Linked DNA regions of Homo sapiens: regions 1 and 2 are each linked to region 3. The links are chromatin loops, found by intact Hi-C in ENCODE. Cell type or tissue: PC-3. All regions are shown on one strand. Links, peaks and the distances in the headings refer to the core of each region. The heading gives the core; the rest is flanking DNA. Region 1 has its middle 120 kb from the start of LINC01204. Region 2 has its middle 25 kb from the start of LINC01204. Region 3 has its middle 35 kb from the start of MIR221.

Region 1 (8,462 bases), core at 1,286-6,285, 90 kb after region 3:
TGAGATCATGTTCTTTGCAGGCACTTGGATGGAGCTGGAGGCCATTATCCTTAGCAAACTAATGCAGGACAGAAAACCAAATACTGCATGTTCTCACTTATAAGTGAGAGCTAAATGATGAGAACACATGGACACAAAGAAGGGAACAACGCACACTGGGGCTTTTCAGAGGGTGGAGAGTGGGAGGAGGGAGAGGATCAGGAAAAACAACTAATGGGTACTAGACTTAATACCTGGGTGATGAAATAATCAGTACAACAAACCCCCATGACACAAGTTTACCTATGTAACAAACCTGCAGTTGTAGCTCTGAAATTAAAAAGAAAAATAAAAAGAAAAAAAGAAAGGTCTCCTTGAATCTAGTCTCTCCACCTTTAATTTATTCACCACAATTCATAAAGACCAATCACTAAATGAGAATCTGGGCATGTAGTTTCTCCCCAGATAACCTTCACTGGCTACTCATTGTTCTGCATATAAGGCTATACAAATGAAAGTGACATGGTTTTCAAGGCCTTGATGATCTGACACTTTAGTTACCCTTCCAGCCACTTTCCCCTCACTTCTTGTAGTCTAGCCACACTAACCTTATTTCTGTGCCTTGAATGTGCCATAATATCTCTGCCACAGAGCCTTTGCACAGCCTGTTTGCTTTGTCTGATAGGTTGTTTCTTTCTTCCACATACTTCAGAGCTCAGGCCAAATTTTACTTCCTAAGGGAAACCAGGTAGAAATGCTTTTCACATCAGAATACAAGCCAGAAGAGGGCTACAGAGCAGGGAAGGGGGCATTTGTAGGCTCTTTGTTGTCTTCTTCTCTACGTATCTTTTATAAGTTGGCAGTGCCATAGCTCTACTTTCCAAAACCCTCTGTGTCTCCTCATATCCATATCTGAGAAACATAAGTCTGCAGTTCTGCATCATTGCCAAGCTCTGGTTGACAACCGACTTGAGTTTGAGATATAAAGAAAAACAATGAATTCCTTCATTGTTCCTATTGATCCTGAGATCAAGGAGTTTTTATTCTTTTTTTTTTTTTTTTTTGAGACGGAGTCTTGCTGTGTCACCCAGGCTGGAGTGCAGTGGGGCCATCTCGGCTCACTGCAAGCTCCGCCTCCCAGGTTCACACCATTCTTCTGCCTCAGCCTCCCGAGTAGCTGGGACTATAGGCGCCCGCCACCATGCCTGGCTAAGTTTTTTTGTATTTTTTTTAGTACAAACGGGGTTTCACCGTGTTAGCCAGGATGGTCTCGATCTCCTGACCTCATGATCCGCCCGCCTCGGCCTCCCAAAGTGCTGGGATTACAGGCGTGAGCCACCGCTCCCGGCCGAGTTTTTATTCTTACAGGCTCTGGGAGTGAAAACCAAGAAGTTTCCTTTTTCAGCCCTTGTGGACACAGAACTCCAATAGTTCAAAGTTTTATGGACACAGAACTCCAACAGTTCAACATTGGTTCTAAATTTAGAATGCTGAAGTTAGAGTGCTTTGTTAGTCTGACAAATACAATATTCTCCTGAGTCTAACATTTAGAGCTTACATATTTTTTCCCATTCACAAAGTGCTATAGGCAATGACTGCTATTTGGCTTGGGAATTTTAGTAGTGACTTTTTAAAAACTCTCAAGTCATTCTGACTTTGACCCTCTCCAGCCAAAGGCATGACCAATGCATTTTAGTTCACCAGAACTTACCATTTTCCCCATGCTGTTCTGTGTTAGATTTCATCTGGATTCTCTCCAGAGTTTAGTGTTTAAACTGCCATTTATGGGAACACATTTTGCTAATTGTGCTCTTATTTGGATAAGTCACATGAGCCACATTGCTAAGTTGTGACTACAACCTCAGCTGCTGCTGAACTGCCCAAGGCAGGAAAATAAATTGCACCAATCTGCTCCAGAAATGAGAGAATGGGGGAAAATCCTTAGATTTGATTAGATGTTAGCTTTCAACCATTTATGTGGGGTTTTTTCCTTCTTAATGAAAACATCCTGTTAGTAAAAATTTAACCATCTCAAGAGCTTTGACAGGGGATGAAAAAAGTGAAAGTTTTAGTGTCCTCCTAATGTAGGCTCCTAGAATATCCATCCATCATTCTACGCATGCCAGTAACACCCACATTTGTTGCTTGATTTACTGATTCAGTGGTTCCTTAAGCATTCTATCTATATCTATCTATCTATCTATCTATCTATCTATCTATCTCTATTATATCTCTTTGCTATATCCCTCTCCATTCTTTTTCTTTTGAAGTAATTGGTAGGTCAATATATACATCTGTGAGTACCTATAATATGAATTCATTGTGAGAAAGATGAAATGCAGTGGTTGCAAGAAATAAAACTTTTGGGGGGACAATTGATGAATGAGACTCATTCACAACACATGGACTTTATTAAAATAATGGTGCATGTGTCATCCTCTGATGGAAGAGCTGGACTGGGATGAACTGTGAGCTTGCTTGTTTGCAGATGCTGAAGCACATAGGCCAGATTCCTCATTTCTCACAAGCCCACATAGGTATGCCTGCAGCATGGCATCTACAAAACATGCTGCCCTAAGCACAAAAGTGGATTATCTGCTTCTTTTGGTTGATGGCAGTTATTTCAGGGAGGGACTATCAACAAGTTTCTACTTGCTACAATCTAGGGCTTGAATCCATAGGCCATACTCACTTGGCCTGAAAAGACATAACCAGACTGGAAGAAAGAACCTTGCCTTAATTCAAATGTTAAAATCTCAAGAGTCTGGCATAAGGGAGGAGGAAATAATGGACAGAGTATTCTCAAAACTGGCTTTCTGCTTGCTAAGTAAGCATACACACGTAAAGGTAATGTAAATATATTTTCTCTAAAGGTGAACTACTGTTACCGATGCCAGGGTGGAAAACAAGACTGAAGTTGTTGAAGAAAATAAAGAACTATAGGTAATAATAGTACCACTAAAACTAGAGATGATGCCAAGCTGCAGGTTATAAGTATGACTTCACATGAAGCTGGAAAGCATGTATCATTACTTCGCATTCAAGTTCTGAGCAGTTTTTAGAAAATGGAAATGACATCCTTTACAGATTTAAATTTCAACATTGCTTTTGTTTTTCATGCTGATTCACCCAGAACTTGCCAAAGAAAGTCCCAGTAAAAATGTTCATGAAGGTTTTAGTAAAGTAAAAGACAAAAAAGATTTGTTTCTGAGGCTTTCCTGAGTGATTTCTCTAAATTCTTCTTGAATCATCATTCTTCGGAAAATGAGTTTGTACTCCTGCAGGCTCTGAAGGTCAGGATAGACCAGCTATGACTTTTCTAGGAAGTGAGTAATAGTAAGACCACGGGACTAATTTCTGGAGGCCTGGAGGTACTTTTCATTTCAGAAGCTGTAGGTGTGGTTTTCCCCTCCAAATGGCTTTAGGGAGTTCCAGAGGCGTGTGTACACTTGAAATGGGAATAGCCAACCTAAAGTAAACTTGCCCTGGAGGTTCTGCCAACCTCTGTCAGCTCTTACCCTGGGTTTCCCCACCCATAGTGACTGGTCCTTTATATTCCTTCTCACTCCTTTCTTCTCTATCACCCATTCCTCCAACCATTCCTCCCCACCAACTCCAAATCTTCATACCCATGCAAAAACCTGAGAATTCTTTGAATATGTATCACTTAGAATTCCTTCTTCCCGGAAAATATGGAAGGACACTGCTGCCAAATGCTGTTTGTAAGACTCACACGCAAGCTATAGCCATGGAAAATTCGTAAGAATCATTGTTGGGAGGGGAACACGTTCATAATTCTTTAAAAATTCATATTCTTTTTGGAGAAAAATTTAGGGTTTTAGTGTTAAAATGCAGCTAAGTGGCTTCATTTTCTTCATTCATTCACTCAATAAAAATTTACTGTGCACCTACTATATGCCAGATGTGGTGTTAGAAGATACTGTGATAGAAGACACAGTCACTGCCCACAAAGATTTTAAGAGTTGGTGAAGAAGAGAAGAAAAATAATAATTACAATATAGTGCTATAAAGACTATGAGAGATGTTGTAGTCAGTATGCCATGGGCAGTTAAGAATTGTTAAAGTCCTCAATGATGAGTAGGACTTAATGAGGAAACTGTGTGTGTGTGTGTGTGTGTGTGTGTGTGTGTGTGTGTACTGGACTTGGGGAAATTGCTGGTGTTGTCCAGCTTCAGACGGGCTAAAGTTACCACCAAAACCCACTTTCTAAAGCTTATTACACACTAATAAGGCAGAAGAGAAAGTGGACCAAGCTTTCTTCAGTATTCTCTTTCCTCTCCATGGTGTTCCCAATTTCTCCTCCCCTTTTCCCCATATTTTTGCTTCCAACTTTCAGGAAATAATTAATAGACTTAATTCTTCATGGTTAAGTTTCATTGCTTGTTTCCCACAAGAGCTTATGCATTTCAGTAAATGTCAGTGCCTTCATTCAAAAATCTGAATCTGTAATGGAATGTGTTTGGAACTTACGGAGGAGATGGAAGACTCACGGCAAACACCTATTCTACTCATCCTACCCATTTCTGTAAGAAATGATCCTGGCATTTATGACACTAAGGAATAAAGCAGAAATCTACACCATCAACTATAGCTCAAATTCCATTAAGGTGAATTTCAAGAGCTGCCCATATTCTTTAGCTCTACTGGAATGTGGTTTTACTTACTGGCAGGTGAACTGAGCAAACTCAACACCAGTTTGGAAATAGTTAATGTAATACAACAGATGATCTTTAAAGTCCCCAATTCTAAACTGCTGTGAATTCTATGCATTAGATTCCTATCAAGTTCTGCCTGTGGCCAGGGGAAATGGTTAACAAAGTGGCAGAAGCTTAGCTTTACTTGCTGGCTTTCAACTATTCTTTTTTGTTAAAGTAATGCATTACATGTTATAAAATCCATTATATAATGAATATATAAAATATGAAGTAAGTCTCCCTGCCAACCCTGGATTCTCTTTCCAGAGTCAACACTGTTACTATTTTCTTATAGATCTTCCCAGATATTTTCTCTTCACATATAAAATCTTTGTCTTTTTAAGATAATACATTTTTCATAATGTTACTGCTAGAAACAGACACAATAAGCACTATATTTTATATTTTGATGTATTTAACTTATCTCTAGTATCTCTTGTTAAAAATTTGTTTTAAAAATGTTTTTCTCAAAATATACATATAAGCAACACAATATTATTGGGTTATTTAAATAAATGAGAATTTTTGAAATATTTGATTTTTATTGGTACTTAAGCTCTTTTTAAAACAGTTACATTAGTCAAAGATACATTTACACTAAATTAAAAGTGAACAAATTAATGACAAGAATGTATTTGTAACCTGTCCTCAGACGGGCACACATATCAGGTGGTTTGTATTTCATGCTGTTTCATTCATGGAGTTCATATTATTTTATACAATACATAGTTTCAAAAAATCCTTCAGTATGGTTGATGTACCTCCTTGAAGCTGTGACTATTTGAGATACTAGTAAGTTCCTGACACAATGCTTTCTGGAAGAACCACCTCCAGCTCTATTCTGTGTCTTGCAAATGACAAATTGGATAATAGTGGGAAGACATTACAGCATAGTTAATAGCAATGGTCAAATAAGAAGATATGTGAGATTTTAGCTTTGTTGATTTTTGAAGAGAAGAATCCCGGGGAAGTGACTATTTAACTTCCTGAAATGTCTCTTAACAAACTATTTTTAGCCTTGCAGAAAACCTAGACTCCAAGCTCTTCATTGTTGCTAAATGCTAAGCTCTGTAAGTCAGCCAGACCTCCTGCTGTCTAAATTGATCATGTTAACCAGATAGTTGCTAGGTTTCCACTTCAACCTGAAATAATTCTTCCAGAGACCAGATGGAACATGTTGAGACGAAAAATCCAACTCTTCCATAAAGTTATTATATCAGTAGTGGATTATGTCCCTGAAAACTGTGTAAAACAGCTTGTTCTGATGAATAGTGCTTCACCTTTGTTGCACATGGAACATTCTCCAGCACAGATCCATATGCTAGGCTGTAAAACAAGCCTTCATAAATTTAAAAGTATTAAAGTCATACAAAGTATGTTATCTGACCAAAATGGAGTGAAATTAGAATAGCAGAAAATGTGGAGATACTCACAAATGAAATTAGAAAATACTTTGAGATGAAGAAAAGTGAATACATAATATACAAAATTTTGTAGGATGCAGTTAAAGCAGTAATTAGAGATAAATTTGTAGCTTTAAACACCTATATTGAAAAGAAGATCTCAAATCAATAACCTAATTTTCTACCTCTAGAAACTAGAAAAAGAGAAATTAAATCCAAAGAAAGCAGATGAAAGAATAAAGATTACAGTAGAAACTAACAAAATAGAGAATAAAAAACCAATGGAGGAAATCAACAAAAGCAAAAGTTGGGTCTTAGAAAAGATTAACAAAATGGACAGACCTTTAGCTAGACTGACCAAGACAAAAAGAGAGAAGACTCAAATTACTAAACAGGATGAAAGAGGTGATATTACTGTCAACTTTATAGAAATAAAAAGGATTATAAGGAAATACTATGAGCAACTGTATGCCAACAAATCAGATAGCATGGATGAAATGGAAGAATTCCTAGAAAGACCCAAACTATCAACACTGATTCAAGAATAAACAGAAAATCTGAATAGATGTTTAAGAGATTGAATTAGTAATCTAAAAACTTCCCACAAAGAAAAGGTCATTCCCAGATAGCTTTACTAATTTATTCCACCAAACATGTAAAGACAATTTAATACTATTTTTTCACAGTCTTCCAAAATATAGAAGAGGAGGGCCACTGGCTAACTTATTCCATGAGGCCAGTATCACTCTGATACCAAAATGAGACAAAACATCATAATAAAAGAAAACTACAGGCCACTATTCCTTACAAATTACATTAATCTGTTCTCACGCTGCTATGAAGGACTACATTAGAGTGGGTCATTTATGAAGAAAAGAGGTTTAGTTGACTCACAGTTCCACAAGATTTACAAGCAGCATGACTGAGGAGGACTTAGGACTAACTTACAATCATGGCAGAAGATGAAGAGGAAGCAAGGACATCTTCACTTGACCAGCAGGAGAGAGGGTGAGTGAAAGGGGAGGTGCTATACACCTTCAAACAACCAGACCTCATGAGAACTCTATCATGAGACAGCACTAGGGGATGGTGCTAAACCATTAGAATCCACCCTCATGATTCAATCACCTCCCACCAGCTCCTACCTCCAACACTCAGGATCACAATTCAACATGAAATATGGGTGGGGACATAGAACCAAACCATATCATAAATATAGATTCTCAACAAAATTCTCACAACATATAAAAAGGATTATATCATGACCAAGTGGGACTTATCTCAGGAATTCAAGGTTAATTTAACATCAATCAACGTATTACCACATATTGACAGAATAATGGACAAAAACCAAATGATCATGTCAATAGATGCAGAAAAAGCATCTGATAAAATCCTACAACCCTTCATGATAAAAAAGAACCTCTCAACAAACTAGGAATATAAGGAAACTTCATCATTCTGATAATGGGCATCTACAAAACACTGACCACTAACATCATACTTAATAATGACAACTTCTCCCCAATATCAGAAACAAAAGGAAGATGCCCACACTAACTACTTTTATCCAATATTGTGCTGGAGTTTATAGCCAGGATAACTAAACAAGAAAAAGAAATAAAAGGCATCTAGATTAGAATGGTAGAAGTAAAACAACTTCTATTTTTAGATGATCTGATCTTGTGTATTGAAAATCCTAAATAATACACCAAAAAACCTATTGGAACTGATTTTAAGAATTTAGTAAGGTTTCAGGGTACAAGATCAATATATATAAATTGGATTTCTATACATTAACAATAAACCATCTGAAAATAAAATTAAGGAAATAATTCATTTTTAATAGCATCAAAAAACAAAATACTTAGGAATAAATTCAACAAAATAAGTACAAAATGTATACTCTGAAAACTATAAAAGATTGTTAAAATAAATTAAAGAAAACCTAGATAAATGGAATGTCATTCCATGCTCATGATTTCAAAGACTTACTGTTATTAACATGGCAATACTCCAATTGATCTACAGATTTAATACAATCCCTATGAAAATCCTAGCTAGCTTTGCGGAAATAGGCAAGTTAGTTTTGAAATTCATATGAAAATTTAAGGTTCTCAGAATGGTAAAACAATCTTGAAAAAGATCTGAATTAGAGAACCCACTAGTTCCAATCTCAAAACTTACTACAGAGATACAGTAATTACAACAGCATGGTACTGGCATAAAAGTAGATGTACAGATCAATAGAATAGAATTGAGAGTCTAAAGAAAACCTCACATTTATAGTCAATTGACTCTTGACAAGGGTGTCAATTCAATTCAACAGGGAAAGTACAGTCTTTTTAACAAACGGGACTGGGAC
Region 2 (8,462 bases), core at 1,695-6,694, 230 kb after region 3:
TGAAATGGACGCATTCCTAGAAATACACAAACCACTGATCCTGACTCAAGAAGAAATGTACAATCTTAATGGACTTATAAAAGGAAAAAAGATTAAACTGATAATTCTAAAAATTCTTGCAAAGCAAAGCTTAGGCCCAGATGGCTTCACTGCTGGATTCTACCAAACATTTAAAAAAGAATTAATATAAATTGTACACAAACTGTTTCAAAAAACAGAAGAGGAGAGAACATTTTCAAACTCATTATATAAGGCCAGTATTAATCTAATAGCAAAACCAAACAAAAAAAAAATAAGAACATAAAGCTACAGACCAATATCTTTTACGATCATGGATGCAAACATCCCTGACAAATTACTAGCAAGTTGAAACTGACAATATATTTAAAAGTTTATATATCACAACCAAGTGAGATTGATTTCAGGGGTGCAAGATTGGTGCTGGAACAACTGGATATCCACATGTAAAATCACAAGTTTGGACCTCTTTCTCATACTATACACAAACATTAACTCAAAATACATCATAGACCTAAACATAAGACTTAACACTATAAAACTCTTAGACCTTGGATTTGGCAATGGAGTCTTAGCTACAACATTAAAAGCAAAAGCAGTCATGGAAAAAAATAGGTAAATTGGACTTCATAAAAATTAAAAACAGTTGTTCTTCAAAGGAAACTATCAACAAAGTAAAAGGACCATTCACAGATACGTAAATTTGTTAAGTGACTTGTATCTACAATGAAGAACTTCTATAACCAAACAATAAAAAGACAAATAACCCAATTTTAAATAATGAGCAAAGTATTTGAATAGACATTTCTCCAAAGAAGATATATAAATGTCTAATAAACTCATGAAAAGATGCTCAGTATCAATGGTCATTAGGGAAATGCAAATTAAAACTACAATGAGATACCACTTCGCACCCACAATAATGGTTGTAATAAAAAAGTCAGGCAACACAAGTGTGGGAAAGGATGTAGAGAAACTGGAACACTCATTCATTGCTGATGGGACTGTAAAATGGTACAGCCAATTTGGAAAACAGTTATATAGCTTCTCAAAATGTTAAACACAGAGTTACCACCTAACTCAGTAATTCCACTCTTAGGTATATACCCAAGAGAAAAGAAAACATGTTTCCACACAAAAATTTGCACACGCATGTTCCCAGCAGGATTATTCATAATGGCCAAAACGTTGAAATAACTCAAATGTCCATCAGCTGATGGGCAAACAAAACATGGTATAGTCATTCTGTGGAATATTATTCAGCTATAAAAAAAGAATAGAGTATTGATACATGGTATAGCATGGGTGGATATTGAAAAAATTATGATAAGTAAAAGAAGCCAGTCACAAAAGATCACATATTGCAGGAGTCCCTAACCCCTGGGCCACAGACCAGTACCAGTTTGTGGCCTGTTAGGAACCGGGCCGCACAGCAGGAGGTGAGTGGCGGGCAAGCAAGCAAAGCTTCATCTGTATTTACAGCTGCTCCCCATCACTTACATAACCACCTGAGCTCCACTTCCTGTCAGATCAGCAGTGGCATTAGATTTTCATAGGAGCATGAACCCTACTGTGAACTGTGCATGCAAACAAGGCTGCACACTCTTTATGAGAATGTAATGCCTGACGATCTGTCATGGCCTTCCATCACCCTCAGATGGAACCGTTTAGTTGCAGGAAAACAAGCTAGGGCCCACTGATTCACATTATAGTGAGTTGTATAATTATTTCATTATATATTACAATGTAATAATAGTAGAAATAAAGTGCACAATAAATGTAATGCACTTGAATCATCCTGAAACCATACCTCCCTCATGGTCCATGGAAAAATTGTCTTTCATGAAGCTGGTCCCTGGTGCCAAAAACATTGGGGACCACTGACATATTGTATGATTCCATTCATATGAAATGCCAGAATAGGCAAATCATTAGACAGAAAGTAGATTAGTTTTTGTCAGAGGCTGAGGAGGAAAGCACAATGGTGAGGGACTGCTAATGGATATGGGGTTTCTTTTTCAGGTGATGAAAATGTTATCAAATAAGATAGTGGTAATGGTTTTCTATGTCTACAAATATGCTATGACAAGTGAAATATTGAACTGTACACTTTAAAGGGTAAATTTTATAGTATGCAAATTATATCTTAATAAAGATGCTATTAAAAAATCTATGCCGATATTCCCATATTCCTTATTTTAGTGAATGCCAAAATGTTTCATCCATTTATATAAGCCAGTAACCTTCTTCGACAGATTTTGTTCCTACTCCCTTTTTAGTCTACCACCAATTCCTACCAATCTCTTCTCCTACATATGGCTGTTCAGGCCTTTGTTTTTCTACCACCATCCAAGCCCAATTCACCATTATTTCTTGCCTGAAATATCCAATAGTCAATTAACTAGTCATCCTGCATCTGCTCCTACCTGTTCCCCTATTCATTCTTCACCTAACAGCCAGAGTAATCCTTTCAAAATGAAAAAAGAATTAATAAGCATTTTTATTAAAGCAAAACTTACATAAATAAAAGTGTACACATTCTTAGCATCTAGTTTTGTGAATTACCACAAAGTGAATATGCCCATGAAAACGCCATCCAGATTAGGAAATAAAACATTACCAACATCCCAGGAGCTCCCCCACTTTACGTTCCTTTTCATTTAGTACTACCTCTCCTCTCAATATCCTTTCTACCATTATATATTGGTTTCAACCTAGTTCTGAAGTGTATGCAAAGGGAGTCATAGAAAAAGTACGCTTTTGTATCTGGATTTTTCCATTTGATAGTATGTATGGGAGATTCATCCAGTTACTGTGTGTAGGAGATGATCCTTAATTTTTGTTGTTGTATTTCACTTTTTTATTTAATATAATTTATCCATTCTGTAGTTGATAGACTGCTCAACCCACTTCTGGGTTGAGGCTGTTATGAACATACTTGTACAAGTATTTTGGGATTCATAAGTATGCATCTCTGTTGAGTATATACATTGGAGTGGAATTGCTGGGTCATAGGGTATGTGCATGTTTGGTGTTAGTAGATACTTCCATGTAGTTTTCCAATGTGGTTGTACAAATTTACACTTCCACCAGCAGAGTATGAGAGTTCCAGTTGCTTCATATTCTCACCAGCACTTAGTATTGTCAGTCTTTTAAAATTTGGCCATTCTTACTGTCATCTTGCCATTTCCTCAATGAAAAATAAGGTTAATACCATTTTAGATAATTAATGGCCATTTGATTATACTCTTTTGTGGGATTCCTATTCAAATATTTTGCTCATTTTTCCATTGCGGTATCTGAATTTTCCTTATAATATTCTAGATCTGAGTTTTGTGGCTTGCCCATTCACTCTCTTATTGGTGTTCTTTAAGAATATAAATTCTTAAAATAGCCCAATTTATTGATCAATATGGTCCAATTTATTGATCTTCTCCTTTATGGTTGGCACTTTTTGTGTCCTATTTAGAAATCTTTTCCAAGGTAATGAAGCTCTTCTCCTCCACTATCTTCCAGAAGTTTTATTGTTTTCTCTTTTACATTGAGGTCCACAATTTATCTGGAATTAATTTTTGGTTATGGTATAAAGTAGAGGTTAAGATACATCTTTCTTTCCACGTGATTTTCCAATTGACCCAACACCATTTATTGATAAGAATATCTTTTGCCTACCAAAATGAAAATGTAATTATGCTGGATTGGAGAGGAGAATAAAACTCTGGGCTTGGGATTCAAAATTATTTCTTATGGTATATTTTAACCTGAAACCAAGGTGTTATGGCTAAACTCCAGCAGAAAGCCTCTGTTACCTAGAACTGTTAATGAGCCCTCCCATCTGGAAGGAGAACAGAGAAGTAATCTTGAAATTGTAATTATTACCACACTCAATGCCATGAACTACCTGAATAGTTATGAACGAACTTCTGTTGATGGTTATACCCCTAAATCTCCCCAAAACTGAAGACAATTATGTCTACCCCTAGACAAATGAGTATTTGCTGTGCAAATGACCCTCTGAGGAGAAAGGTACTGACAATCCTTTGGGTACAAAGTGCTCTGATCTCCTTGGGTTGTAGAGATGTAAGCCAATTGTTTTGTCTTTTTCTCATTTCAGTATTGCAAAGACAAAGAGAATCAACTTTTAATTTATGTATCACTTTGGATTTTTCCCACTGCCAATCAGATTTCTGGGCGAGAGCTCCTCATGAATTTTCTGACAGCTACATGGATCACATGGGTGAGTTGTTCCTGATGTCTGATCCCTGATCCTTATGGATGCCTGGAAGTCTGAAACAACACATAGCTGGCCTATTACTCATTCTCCCTACACTACTGAGCTCCAGTGTTGCCCCTTCCCTAGGCTTAACCTCTCCCCCTATATTTGCTGACAGTCTCTTTGAAAAATTCTCATAACATATAGATACTGTCTAAGCTTTTGAACAAGTCTACTCCCCTTGACGTCAACTGTTCTGTTGATTTCCCCCAGCCTAATCCCTTACCACTCCCTTCTTTGCTATTCATGCTTGGTATAGTTTCTAGCACTCATCATGCTGATTCATGCCTCTTTACTTTTAGTTGTAATGTTTTCCCTGCCTAGACTACCTTCATTTCCCCACCTTCATTTCCACGCTAGAGGTGAAATTTAGAAACCTTCAAAAATCTATTAGTCACCAGGAAGCTTTCCTATGACTCAGGTAGGCTAAATGCCCATACCTACGTCTGTAACCACATATACCACATGATATCAGAGAGTGTGTTTATGTGTCCATTTCTCTTATGTTGGTTCTACATCTTATCTTTAGTCTCCCAACATCGAACACAACGCCTGGCACATTATAGTTGTTTAATAAATTCATGTTGAATGCACCTGAACAGCAGTAGTACAAGGAAAAGATTAACTTGCTCAGAAACTCTTGCATTTGGAGCTGAGGACCAAGTGGGTTGAAGTATTAAACATACTGCTGAGGTTGCTTGCCTTGGTTGGGGTCAGCCTAGACAACCACTCAGTCTAGAGTCACAGAGGAGACTTAAAGCTCAAAAGTTTGCAATTTGTACACAGACTCTCAGCTTATAGAATCAAAACTCCTTTTGCTACACATTTATTTCTAAAATTAAATAAATAAGTTTAAAAAGGCAACTGAACGTCCCCCATCTCATAGTTTCTTAAGCCAGCAGCAGACTGTATGACACATCCTTCAAATAACTGCGGTGTTCTGAGTAAGTGTTTTAAAATACACAGCCCAGCCAACAAAAGCACTCAGGGATCTTGTTGTTTATTTTTGAGCATTAAAAAAAAGTTAAAAATGCAGTGGTTGCTGAGTGTAGACTCATACCACACTAGCTCATTAGCCCTTTTAAAATATCCTGCATTGGAAAAATCTTTAATGCTAGAGCCCATTAAAATTTTGAAAATTCTAACATAGTTTTTAAAACATTATCCCAAATAATTTAGTAGGTGCTTACATTTTAAAAATCTGTAAATAATAAAAAAAATTAGTATAATGATAGCTTAGCTCAATTATTATTCTTACTGTAGTTGGTAACTTATAATACTTAAGTAATTATCTAATATACCAGCTAGAATCCAGAAAGATGCAAAGACTTTTTACTGTATTTTTTCTCCATTTGCACCCCAATTATGTATATTTCATGTCCCTCTTTGCTCTGTTGTGTTCCAGGGGGCCCTGTGGACTGCATTACCCAAGGCTCCTTTTCCATTTGACTTCTGGTTGTGCTATGCTTATAGAGATATTCATGGGGGATTAAAGAGTGGTGGAAGAGAGGTTGGGGTATTTCTTTACCTGCTTTCTCTATACATCAGTGCCACATTTCTGGCATGGCTGTGTTCCTGTATGACTACAGCTCCTCTGCCTTCCTCCACAGCTCCAGGTTTTCTCCTATTGGGAGTGATGATGGTTTTCCACTGAGACCAGTCTCTGAGTGCCTCAACATCCTTTGTTGGTTTTCTTAATCAAGCCCACACCCCTGTAATTAGTCCTTTCATTAATGTATTGTATTTGATTAATCTTGTTGAATCCTGCTACTTGCCAGGATTCCAACTGACACAAACTAAATTTAATGTATTTGTAGAGAACACTTCATATCACAATTGAGGTAAAGTCCTCCTATCCCCCATGGCGAGCACTGAATTAAAAGAGAAAACAGCAGAACTCATTAACAGAGATTCATAATTCACCAAGGAATTACCAATGAAGCTTAAGAATAGGAAATACCATTTTGAAGGCATCTTAAGATCCCCACTGCACTATGAATCTAAAGGAGAAAAAGTGTCAAAGTTTTAAATCAAGGGATGCACTCACAGGAAGAAAATCCCCACATTAACAACGCAAAAGGCAAATAAATGATACCCAGTCTTTACATAAAGCACAGAGACTTGATACTATCACTTGGTTGGACTGCAATAACTATTTGTCTCTTCTCTCCCCATTATTGATGCAACAAAATTTTTGAAGCACTTCCTTTGAAGAGCCACAAATTTGCTATAAGACTAAGCATTGTAACTATCCCTATCCCATTAGGGCCTAAGGTGAGAGGATGTAAGAATGGATCAGGAGAGGTGACCTCAGGAGAGCTGAAACAAGACCAGAAACTAAAGATAGAAAAATGTTCAGATTACTGATAGATTCCAAGTAAATCTAAAGCTAGGTAGAAATGTGCCAGGAAGAATGATCAGAGATTAAAATAGGTCCAGACTGGAGAAAGGATCTGAATAATGGGTACCAGCATCCAGGCAAGAGATCCAGAAGGCAACTTTAAGAATACAATGGATACCAAACCTTACCTCATTCCATCAGGTTTTATATATTTCCATTACAAGGATAAAAGCAAAACCCAATGAGGCTGATCCAATGACCCTGGCTATAGTATAATCAAAAATGCAAGAAAAAAGCAGTTCCTGATGAGAAGACTGGAAGAAATCATTTGGACCCTAAAATACCATTGTAGATTGGCTCATTAAATAAAAGATAAAGTTGTATTTTCAGGTTTCCTGAGTTTATTTTTCCACCCAGTGCTACACTTAATCAGGGTTTAGAGGTTTAGGGGTGGACACAAACTCAACTTGTTTTCTAAGATCATAATTTCTTTTAAAAGATATATGTAAACTTCCTTGGAATTACAGAAAAAAAGTTTTTATTTATTTATTTATTTATTTTAAGTATTTAACACTTCTGCTTCCAGCCAAAATGTAGTAAAAGGTCTGGCTTAATTTCTCACCTAAAATAAGCAAATAGTGGACAAAATGTATGAATCTATTATTTTCAATACAATGAGCATCAGGGAATGAAAGATTGCATATTAATTAGGGTTCTCCAAATAAACAGCACCAACAGGGATATATAAAAAAATGAGAATTGGCTTACATGATTGTGGAGGTCAAGAAGTTCCATAATAGGCTGTCTATGAGCTGAAGAAACAAGAAAGAGTTGGAGGTGAAACTCAGTCTAAGTCCAAAGGCCTGAGGACTGGCATTGTGGCCAGTGGGGGAGAGTGGGAGGGTGGGGATGGTGTAAGTCACAGATGGAGTCTGAAGGCTTGAGAACACAGAGCACTGATGTCTGAGAACAGGAGAAGACAGATGTTCCAGCTCAAACAAGGCAGATCAAATTTGCCCTTCCTCTACCTTTTGTTCTACCCATACCCTCAAGGGATTGGACAATGCTTGCCTACATTAGTGAGTGTGATCTTCTTTACTCAGTCTACTGATTTGAATGCTAATTTCTTCCAGAAACACCTTCAGAGACACACCCAGAAATAATGTTTTACCAACTATCTGGGCATTCCTTAGCCCAGTCAAGTTGACACATAAAATTAACCATAACAGACAGTGATCCCTAAAAGAAGGAAAACAATCAAGGTGAGTCCCTTGATTGGGTCCAGCTTAGTGCCTTAAGCTATTCCAGGCCACAGGAACAGGAACCCAAGTACAGCCTGGCAGACTTAAGGAGACAGAGGTCAGAATCTGTCTCCTGGGAGATCAAAACACTCACGGTTCACAGGACAGAGTACCAGAGAGAAGAGTGCTACACACAAAGAGAACCTGGAGATTTGCAAAAGGGCCCATTCAAGTATTCAGCTAGGTATGCATTGATCACTGTACACATGTAAGGAAACCACCTAAGGCTGGGAAAAGAATTATCTAAAAGGATCACAGGTCTCACCACAAATAAATGATAAATGTGTGAAGTAATGCATATGTTAATTAGCTTGATGAAGTCATTCCAGAATGTATACATATTTCAAAAATTTCTGTGGTACACCATAAAAATATGTAATTTTAATTTGACAATAAAGTAAATAAGAAGAAGAGAAAAAGGAACAATACTTGGTTCTCTAAAGGGTTGGGAATTTTTCCTGCTCCCACCAGCCAGACTGGAAAACCTCACAATTCACAGGGCATTGAAAATAGTGCACAGAAGTGACTT
Region 3 (8,462 bases), core at 2,112-7,111:
ACAGTGACTGGTTGTATGTTGAGAATGAATGAGAGGGAGACATAAGGATAAATGCCTCTAGGTTTTTCAATTTGAGAGAACTGGCAGATGTCATGTAATTAACTGAGATGGAGACAGAAGACAGAATAGGTTTGAATTAGCTTTTAGTTCCACTGAGTTTAGAGTTTTTATGGATCACTCATGTGGAGAGATAGAACAGGAAATTGGACCTCGAGAGAGGTCTGAGAGTCAATGGCACAATGCCATGGTTAGAATGATCACAATTGGTTTGATCATGGTGCATAGAATGAGCAGAAAGTAATATGACATTCTTGTTCTCTGAAAAACTTTAATGAAGAATTTTGTACTTCAAATATCTATCAAGCAAAGATACTCATGCAGGCCAATTTCTGAGTATCCCAGTGCAGGAGATAAAAGTCTGCCGTAATATTCTCTCAGTAGGCAAAGGGTTTTAAGGTATTCTCATCAGCTGTCATGAATTCTAGAATTTTACACAGTGTAATGTTCTTCAGTCAAAATGAAAAAATCAGAGACAGGCATGTATTGTCTACAGACTTTCTAAGCAGTGACCACTGGAACAGAAAAGTAAGAAGAGCATCTGAAAGAGAGTCTCAGGAGTCAATGCTGAGCCCTTTTCAAAGAGTTGCTATTTTAAGTCCAGCTCTGATTTAAATATTCCTGGTACTGAATAAGCAGGGGAACTTGGGAAAGCCTGAGTCACCCTCACACCCTTAGCTGGCTTCATAAAGCAAGACACATTCTGACTTGGCCATTTTATGAGCCTGTGAAAGTGAAATCTATTTGAGGAAGAAGTGATTTGGTGTGACCTTTAAGCAGTGGAAAAGAAAACACTTGCCACTTCCGGAGGGCTTCCTCAGAGGAAGCGCTGCCTCAGGCAGTAGAACCCCACTGGCATTTCCCAATCTCCTGAAATATCAGAAATATTGGCTACAACATTTGCGTTCATAAGGACTACATGTTTGAGAATTATTGGTGGACAACTTTGTTAATGTCAATCTGTCCAAAGCTCTAATTAAGTTCTTCCCTTCCTCGACTAAGATGGTCCAAGGTGAGCAGACAGTGTTATATATTGTGAGGAAGCTCCCTTTCCCCAGGCTACAAGATGTAGGCAGAGAAAATGAAGAGCCCAGTTTTCCAGAATCCTAATTCAGGAAATCCCTCAGACATGGCATGGTTCCATTCCTGTATTCCAGTGTCAGACATTCAGTGGCATGGCCACTTAGTTTTCAGACTGAGACCAGATTTGGTGGTTTTTGTGTCTTTCATAGAAGTAGACAGCATGAAGAAACTTCTTGATTTAGTGCTACCTGGAATGAATGATTCTTAAATACAACACAGATTACAAAATGGTCAGGATTTGCCATCACATGCTTTAAAAGTTTCTTCTTTATATCACTGGAAGTTGTTGATGGCAATGAAAATATGCAATAGTAACTCTTCAGTTACTATTCTTCAGAAACTTCTAGACTTGCAAACACAACCCTGAGAGGAGAGACTGTTGTCATCCATCTGAGAATATTTGGAAGGTACCTGATAAGGTAGAAGCTGATCTTCAAAGAGTTTAGAAATTCTTGGCAAGTGGAGCCTGTCCTGGAAGTTGGGGCTTTCTGTCTTCTGGGAAATGAGTGCCTGAAAACAATGGTGGATGGGCAACTACAGGTTATGTCTACAGATGTCCAGTGCGAGGCTTCTGCAATGAATCCTTTGACTGAAATGCACAGAATGCTCAATGGAGTAAAAGCCTTGAGTCTTTTGTATCCAAAATTCACTGTGTGGAACAACGAATCACCTTAAGGATGTGGTATGAAGGGTTAGGGAGAAGAAGCTCACACTCAAAAGACCACCACCCTTGTTCCAAACCTCTACTGATCCCTGAACTTCTACTACCAGTCATTCTCTACTTTCCCACTTTTTGGAATTTATGGAAGAAAAAAAAGGTGTTGCCACCAGGCTGTGGATTAATTGATCATATTGACTCCCTAGTTAATTTCTGGGCCATTGGTTGGGAAAAGAGAATGCAAGGAGCCCAAAAAAACTACCTAATCTACAGTTTTGCTTACTTATTATACGGCCTGATGAAACATTACCTTAGAAGTGAGAATGCCTTACAATACACTAGTTTTTGGTGGCCATTTTATTGGATATTTACTATGTGCCAGGTTTTGTACTAAGCATTTCATAAGCACTATTCTTATAAAAGAACCTGAGAGATGGGTAGTATGACTATTTTACAGATAAGGAAACTAAGAGTCCCTGAGGTTAAATGATTTAACCAAGGTCACTGAGACCCAAACCTAGGTTTGTGTAACTCCACTGTCCGATTCTGCTTAGACTTTTGTTATATCTTTAACCAGCTGTCTTAGTCAACTTGAACTGCTATAACAGAATACCACAGACTGGGTGGCTTAAACAACAAACACTTACTTTCTCACACTTCTCAAGGCTGAAAGTCCAATATCAGGGTGCCAGCGTGGATGGGTTCTGGTTAGGGCTCTCTTCCTGGGTTGCAGAAGACTACCTTCTTATTGTATCTTCAGATGGTTAAGAGAGGGATCTCAATTTCATATCTCGTCTTATACGGGCACTAATCCCATTCACAAGGGCTCCACCCCCCCCCAATACCTAATTACCTCCCAAAGACCCCTCTTCCAAATACCATCCCACTGGGGAGTAGGGCTTCAATGTATGATTTTGGTGGGGCCACACTAAGTTCATAGCATCAGTCATAATAATATTTTTCTTCATACTTAAAAATGTGGCTCCCCCTCAAATAGCTTTTAGATGATTTTCCACTAGTGTTTATGGGTTTGCATGCATCCATCCTCACTGTTTGACTCAGTCTCCACTGGGGCCAGCTTTTGCCCACTCTCACTTGTATATACCTCTTGCTTCATCCAAACTAAAATATTCCATGTTCCCATACACGCCCCATGCTTTTCATTGTGTTTCCTTTTGCAAAAGTAGAAACATAGGGGTGGAGGGTAGAAAGAGCTGCATAGTGTTCATCTTTTGCTCAGTGTTGAGGCAGGAAGAAGCTGAAGACATTGTTTTAAGGAGGGCTGTATCAGACATGAGAAACATGACACAGCCTCATTTCCATGTGTATGACCATGGAGGGCAAAAGGCCATTCTCCACAGTTCTCTGTAGTATCAATAAGGCTTCAATCCCAGAGGTCAGAAGGGACCATGACACCATCATGGTCTCCATTGTAGCAGCTTTGCGGACACGGAGAAAAGCACCTAGGAAGGTACACTGTACTCACAGAGAAGGTGGTGGTCTGCAGAGTGGGCATGACTGAAGTGCTGTCCCTCTCAAAACATTGGATAAAGACCAGAATGGAAGAAAAAGAGAGTACAGTACGGAAACACAGATTAAACTCTCTGTAAGATCCTGGAAGTAACTAGAATGATTTGGGAGGGGGCCACTTTTGGTGCTGAGGCCCAACATTATCCAGAGTTGTCAAAGAAATCTGAGTTATCCCCATTCTGTGACCTCACCCTCATTCATACAACCAGCTGGTGGGGATTGGGCAAGATTGAGTTCATTTATTTGGGAAACATGTCTCATATACCTAATATGTGCCAGACACTGCAAAGCTCTGAAGATCCAAAGATAAGGCTCAGTCCCTGCCCTCTCAGGGCTTACATCATGGTAACAAGTCTACTTCTTATGTCCACGGAGGCTTTGCACTGTATATCTCTTAGACTTTTGTCCCAGGGTTGCCACCAGTGGCCACAGAGATTGTTTTCTACACAGAGATTTTGATGTGAATGGCAACCCCTATAGTTGTATATTGCATAGCCTGCACAACCTGCACAACTGCACATGGTGGCCCTGTTTGCCCAAATAATTTCCCCCTAAAATACCTTCCCCTGCAACTCTGCCTTCCAAATTTTTCCAGACGCATCTCTGATCTGAACTCCTCTTTCCATCCTGGCCTTACCACAACCCCCAAGGCATTCCTTTTTCCTCAGACCTCCTTTGATATTTTCTGCCTGTAGAGGTAAACTGAAAATTAAACAGGGCCTCCATGGACCCTTTCTTGTTTTGAGTTTTTTAACTATTAGTTTAGCCTTGTGTTTGTTTAGCTTTTTGCCAACCTGACTCTTATCTCCCTGCATGGTTTTTGGTAGTAAGGGTAAGAACTGTGTCCTATCCATCTTTGTGTCTCCCCAAAAGGCTTTGCACATAATTGAAATTCAATAGGACAAAAGAAGAAAGTGGTATTTAAAATGAGAGACCTTTCAAAGAGTGAAAGATGCCAGTTGAAATGGAGTGTTTGTGACAAAAATCTTCAGTCAATACGTTTTTCAAATTCTTTCAGTGTTGACTCTCAAATATTTATGCTAATGACAACCAGGAAAAGCACAGATATTGGAAATGTACCAAACCAAGACTAATTCTGGCCAACTCATTCTTTTCATCAAAACTTCTGTAAGAGTATCTAACAAGAAAAGGTTCAGGCACCACTGACCTCTCGCAACTCTCCCTCAAGGGAGTCAAGCTCAATTCATGCCTCAGGTTCAAACCATTCGTGGGAGGTCCAAAGCGTGGCGATCTGAGGGTACAAGAGAGAGGGAGGAAGATGGAGGGAGAAAGTGAAAAGGCAAAGGATCTGAAAATGAAAGAAAACATATATCAGTTGTTTACACAGAGCTTGGATTTAGAATCTTTAGATCAGCTAAGGTCATTTCCAATTAATTACTTACGTGATTTTATTCTTATAAAGAACGGCTACTTTTTCCACAAAAGGAAAGGAAGGAAGAAAAGAAAGAATGGAAAGAATGGAAAGAAAGAAAGAAAGAAAGAAAGAAAGAAAGAAAGAAAGAAAGAAAGAAAGAAAGGAGGGAGAGAGAGAGAGAAAAGAAAGAAAGAAAGAAAAAAGGAAAGAGAGAGAGGGAGAGAGGGAGGGAGAAAGGAGAGAGGAGGTGGAGAGATGGGGGAGAGAGACAGAGCGCAATCAAAAGGGTAGGGCAAAAGGGAGCTCTCCAAAAAGACCATTATTTGCCTTTTTGGTATTTTATTGAAGTTCAATATGGTTTAATTGACACAGGAGTCTGGAATGCTCTGAAACTGTGACTAAGGGGACAGCCTCTCTGGGTAATTTAAGCTTCCTTTCTCATTCATAACCTCAACCACAAGGTTGAACTGGCACCCTGTTCTTTTTGAATTTCATGAGTAAAAAATGCACTGAAAACCATTACTCTAGCCAGAATGAGTGCTGCTTCCTCCTGATCCACTTACTGACAAATAGTACATCCTAAACCAGGTAGCTGACTAAGTCCTTAGTCACAGAAACAGAAGTTCTTCATCCGATCAGCCTTTTCCTCTCCCCGTTGGCCAGGCTGCCCCATCTGCTCTGAGACACTGGAGCCCCTTGAGTAAATTAGAAACCCAACTTCAGGGCAGTGAGTTACAAGCAGAAAAACCCCAGCATCCTGTACACTCTGACAGTAGCACCACACAAGGACATTTAGGAAAGAAAATGCAAATAGCTTGACATAAACTAAGAATTAGCAGCCTCTGTGGTCTGATACTAGGGAGTCTGGGAAGGCCCTAATGTCACCCCCACCATCACCACCACAGGGCTGTGGCCTTCTGGAGTAAAGCTCTTATCCTTCCTCAAAGGTCAAGTGATTAAGGCCTCTACCACTTTATTACTCACATCTTCATGTGAATGCATAAACTGAAAGGCATGGACAGGGAGAGAGAGAGAGAGGAACAATGTGGGTTAGAGGGTACATTTCAAACCCCAAATCAGAAGTCTTGAAGTGCAGGGTACCTTTGGGAAAGTGATTTCATTTCTCTGGGCACCATCTTCACGCGAAAGTTGATCTAGCTAGATAATTTTTACATCTGTCTCTCTTCCTTCCTGTCTTCCATTCTCTTTCTTTTCCTTTCTTCTTGTCTACGAGTATTTATTGAGCCCCTACTATGTGCTACACTTTGTTCTAGGCATTGTGAATATCACTGTAAACAAAATAGGCTAAGTCTGCATCCCATGTAGCTTACATTCTCATAGGGGAAACATAATAAGCAAAGAAATACATAATGCAGATAATTCTCACTTTGCATTGTTTTGATATGCATGAATTTTGATTACCATGGTTTATTTAACACCAGGTTCCCAACAAAACAGTTCAAATTTTAGTCACCACAGCATATTAATTGTGAGTAACTGCTGCAAATTTCACTGCTAGCTCTCCAGGCCACAAATGGCTATGTAAGTGACAAATGTTCATCATAATCAGTGACCAATCGCATTACTTCTTTCAAAATCATTCAGTGATTGGTCACTGTGCATCTGTTACTCAGTTCACACAAGGAAAGCAAAGCCTGTAGCTGTGTTGCCTCTTTGTCTCCCAGTGGTAGAGAGATACTTTAGGCAAAATAATTGAACTTCTAAAGTACTACTACTGTTGGATAACACTCCAGGTCAACCTGATTCTCTTAAATGGAAATGTGAAAATTTGCTTTTTACACCCAACACAACCTCATTAATCCATCCAATGGACCACGCAGTTATTTCAAATTTGAAAGCCTATTAGATGTACTTTCAGACAGACTAGGAATGCTCTAACTAGAAATCATGCCATTTTTTTAGCTGAGTTTTGAAAGAAATATGACATAAGGGACGTACTTGAACACATTCAAGCATCATGGCAGGAAGTAACAACAAGTAGTATGCCCGCAGTATGGAAGGAACTTTTCCTATGCCATGCAAGTAACTTTATGGGCTTCTAATAAAAGGTAAATGGAGTTGTAGAAGAAATAGTTGACCATGGCAATGTGGACACACTGCTGCTCTTTGAGAGGCTCTTGATATGCAGCCAGAGAAACTTAGTGAGAGCAAACTTATGAACACAAATGAAAAAGTGATTGTGATGAAAGAGATGAATATATCCCAGAGGAAGGAACACTTGTGAAAAACTTCACATTAAAAGAGCTCTCAGAGATATTTCATGACATTGAAAATGCAAGGGACAAATATTGGAAGCTGATCCAATAAACTTAGAAAGGAGGATGGCTATTCACCAAGAAATATTAAAAAATGTTCTCTCTGCATTGTAGGTTTTATGAAGAGAAGAAAGAAGCAAGCACTGTTCAAACTACTCTTTTTGTAGTTTGTACAAATTTATGCTATACATGGAAAATTTTGTTATGTGTATATCATGTGTAATGATCAGTCAGGGTATTTAGGGTGTCCATCTCCTGGGTACAACAAATTTTTGTTTAACTATAGTCACCTTACTCTGCTAGCAAACACTGAATTTATTCCTTCTATCTAACTGTATATTTGTACACATTAACCAACTTTTCTTCATTCCCCCCTCCCCTCCAGTTCCAGTCTCTATTCTCTAACTTCCCACCCTCTACCTCCACGTGATCAGATTTTTTAGCTCCCACATATAAGTGAGAACATGTGATATTTGTCTTTGTGTGCCTTGCTTATTTCACTTAATATAATGACCTCCAGTTCCATCCATGTTGCTGCAAATGACGGGATTTCATTTTTTATGGCCAAATAATATTCCATTGTGTATGTATACCACATTTCCTTCATCCAGTTTACCACTGAAGGGCATTTAGTTGAATCTCATATTTTTGCTATTGTAAATACTGCTGCAATAAACATGTGAGTGCAGGTATTTCTTTGAAAGATTGATTTTTTTTTAGGGGGCTGGGTAGTTATTCCAAGGGTAGGATTGCTGGATAGAATAGTAGTTTTATTTTTAGCTTTTGAGAAATCTCCATACTGTAAAACTACTCTTGATAAGTTTTTAATTGTGGCAAAACATACATAACATACAATTTACCAGTTCAACCATTTGTAAATGTATCATTCAGTGGCATTCACAATGTAAAAATATATTCACATTGTTGTGCAGCCATCACTACCATCTATCTCCACAACTTTTTCGTCAACCCAAACAGAAACTCTGTGCCCATTAAACATTAATTCCCTCTTCCCCACTCCTCCCAGCCTCTGGTATTCTCTATTTTACTTTGTCTCTATGAATTTGACTGTGCTCATATGAATATAATCATATGAGTAGAATCATACAGTATTTGTCCTTTTGTATCTGGCTTATTTCACTTAGCATAATATCTTTAAGCTTCATCCATGTATTAGAATTTCATTTCTTTTTAAGGGTAAACAATATTCCATTGTATGTATATACCACATTTTTGTTTATCCATTTGGGTTGTTCCCACCTTTTGTCTATTGTAAATAATGCTGCTATGAAGGCCATGCACGGTGGCTCAGGCCTGTAATCTCAGCACTTTGGGAGGCCGAGGTGGGCAGATCACTTGAGTTCAGAAGTTCAAGACCAGCCTGGCCAATGTGTTGAAAGCCCGTCTCTACCAAAAATATTTTTTAAAAATTAGCTGGGTGTGGTGGTGTGCGCCTCTAGTCCCAGCTAGAAGGCTGAGGCAG

Evidence for each region. Hi-C counts contacts between places; a loop is a spot of excess contacts. Peaks named below come from ENCODE experiments on the same cell type or tissue, not always from the same donor. Only the 100,000 strongest peaks of a DNase experiment are listed, where the experiment ranks them.
Region 1: a loop joins it to region 3, with 6 times the contacts of the local background. A loop is called at or near these places in 7 of 110 quality-filtered maps.
Region 2: a loop joins it to region 3, with 16 times the contacts of the local background. A loop is called at or near these places in 3 of 110 quality-filtered maps.

Annotation. Positions count from the first base shown.
Region 1 is chrX:45,616,756-45,625,217 of GRCh38, reverse strand. No RefSeq gene overlaps it. Among named protein-coding and RNA genes, the nearest start is that of LINC01204, 120 kb to the right of the region's middle. In PC-3, for the core only: no CTCF peak of the experiment used is centred there; a DNase peak (open chromatin) is centred at 3,357; H3K27ac peaks cover 2,810 bases.
Region 2 is chrX:45,476,158-45,484,619 of GRCh38, reverse strand. No RefSeq gene overlaps it. Among named protein-coding and RNA genes, the nearest start is that of LINC01204, 25 kb to the left of the region's middle. RefSeq lists an enhancer at 3,355-4,554. In PC-3, for the core only: no CTCF peak of the experiment used is centred there; DNase peaks (open chromatin) are centred at 4,399 and 5,249; H3K27ac peaks cover 4,507 bases.
Region 3 is chrX:45,707,393-45,715,854 of GRCh38, reverse strand. No RefSeq gene overlaps it. Among named protein-coding and RNA genes, the nearest start is that of MIR221, 35 kb to the left of the region's middle. RefSeq lists an enhancer at 5,634-5,733. In PC-3, for the core only: no CTCF peak of the experiment used is centred there; DNase peaks (open chromatin) are centred at 3,604, 4,444, 5,214 and 5,654; H3K4me3 peaks cover 1,056 bases; H3K27ac peaks cover 5,000 bases.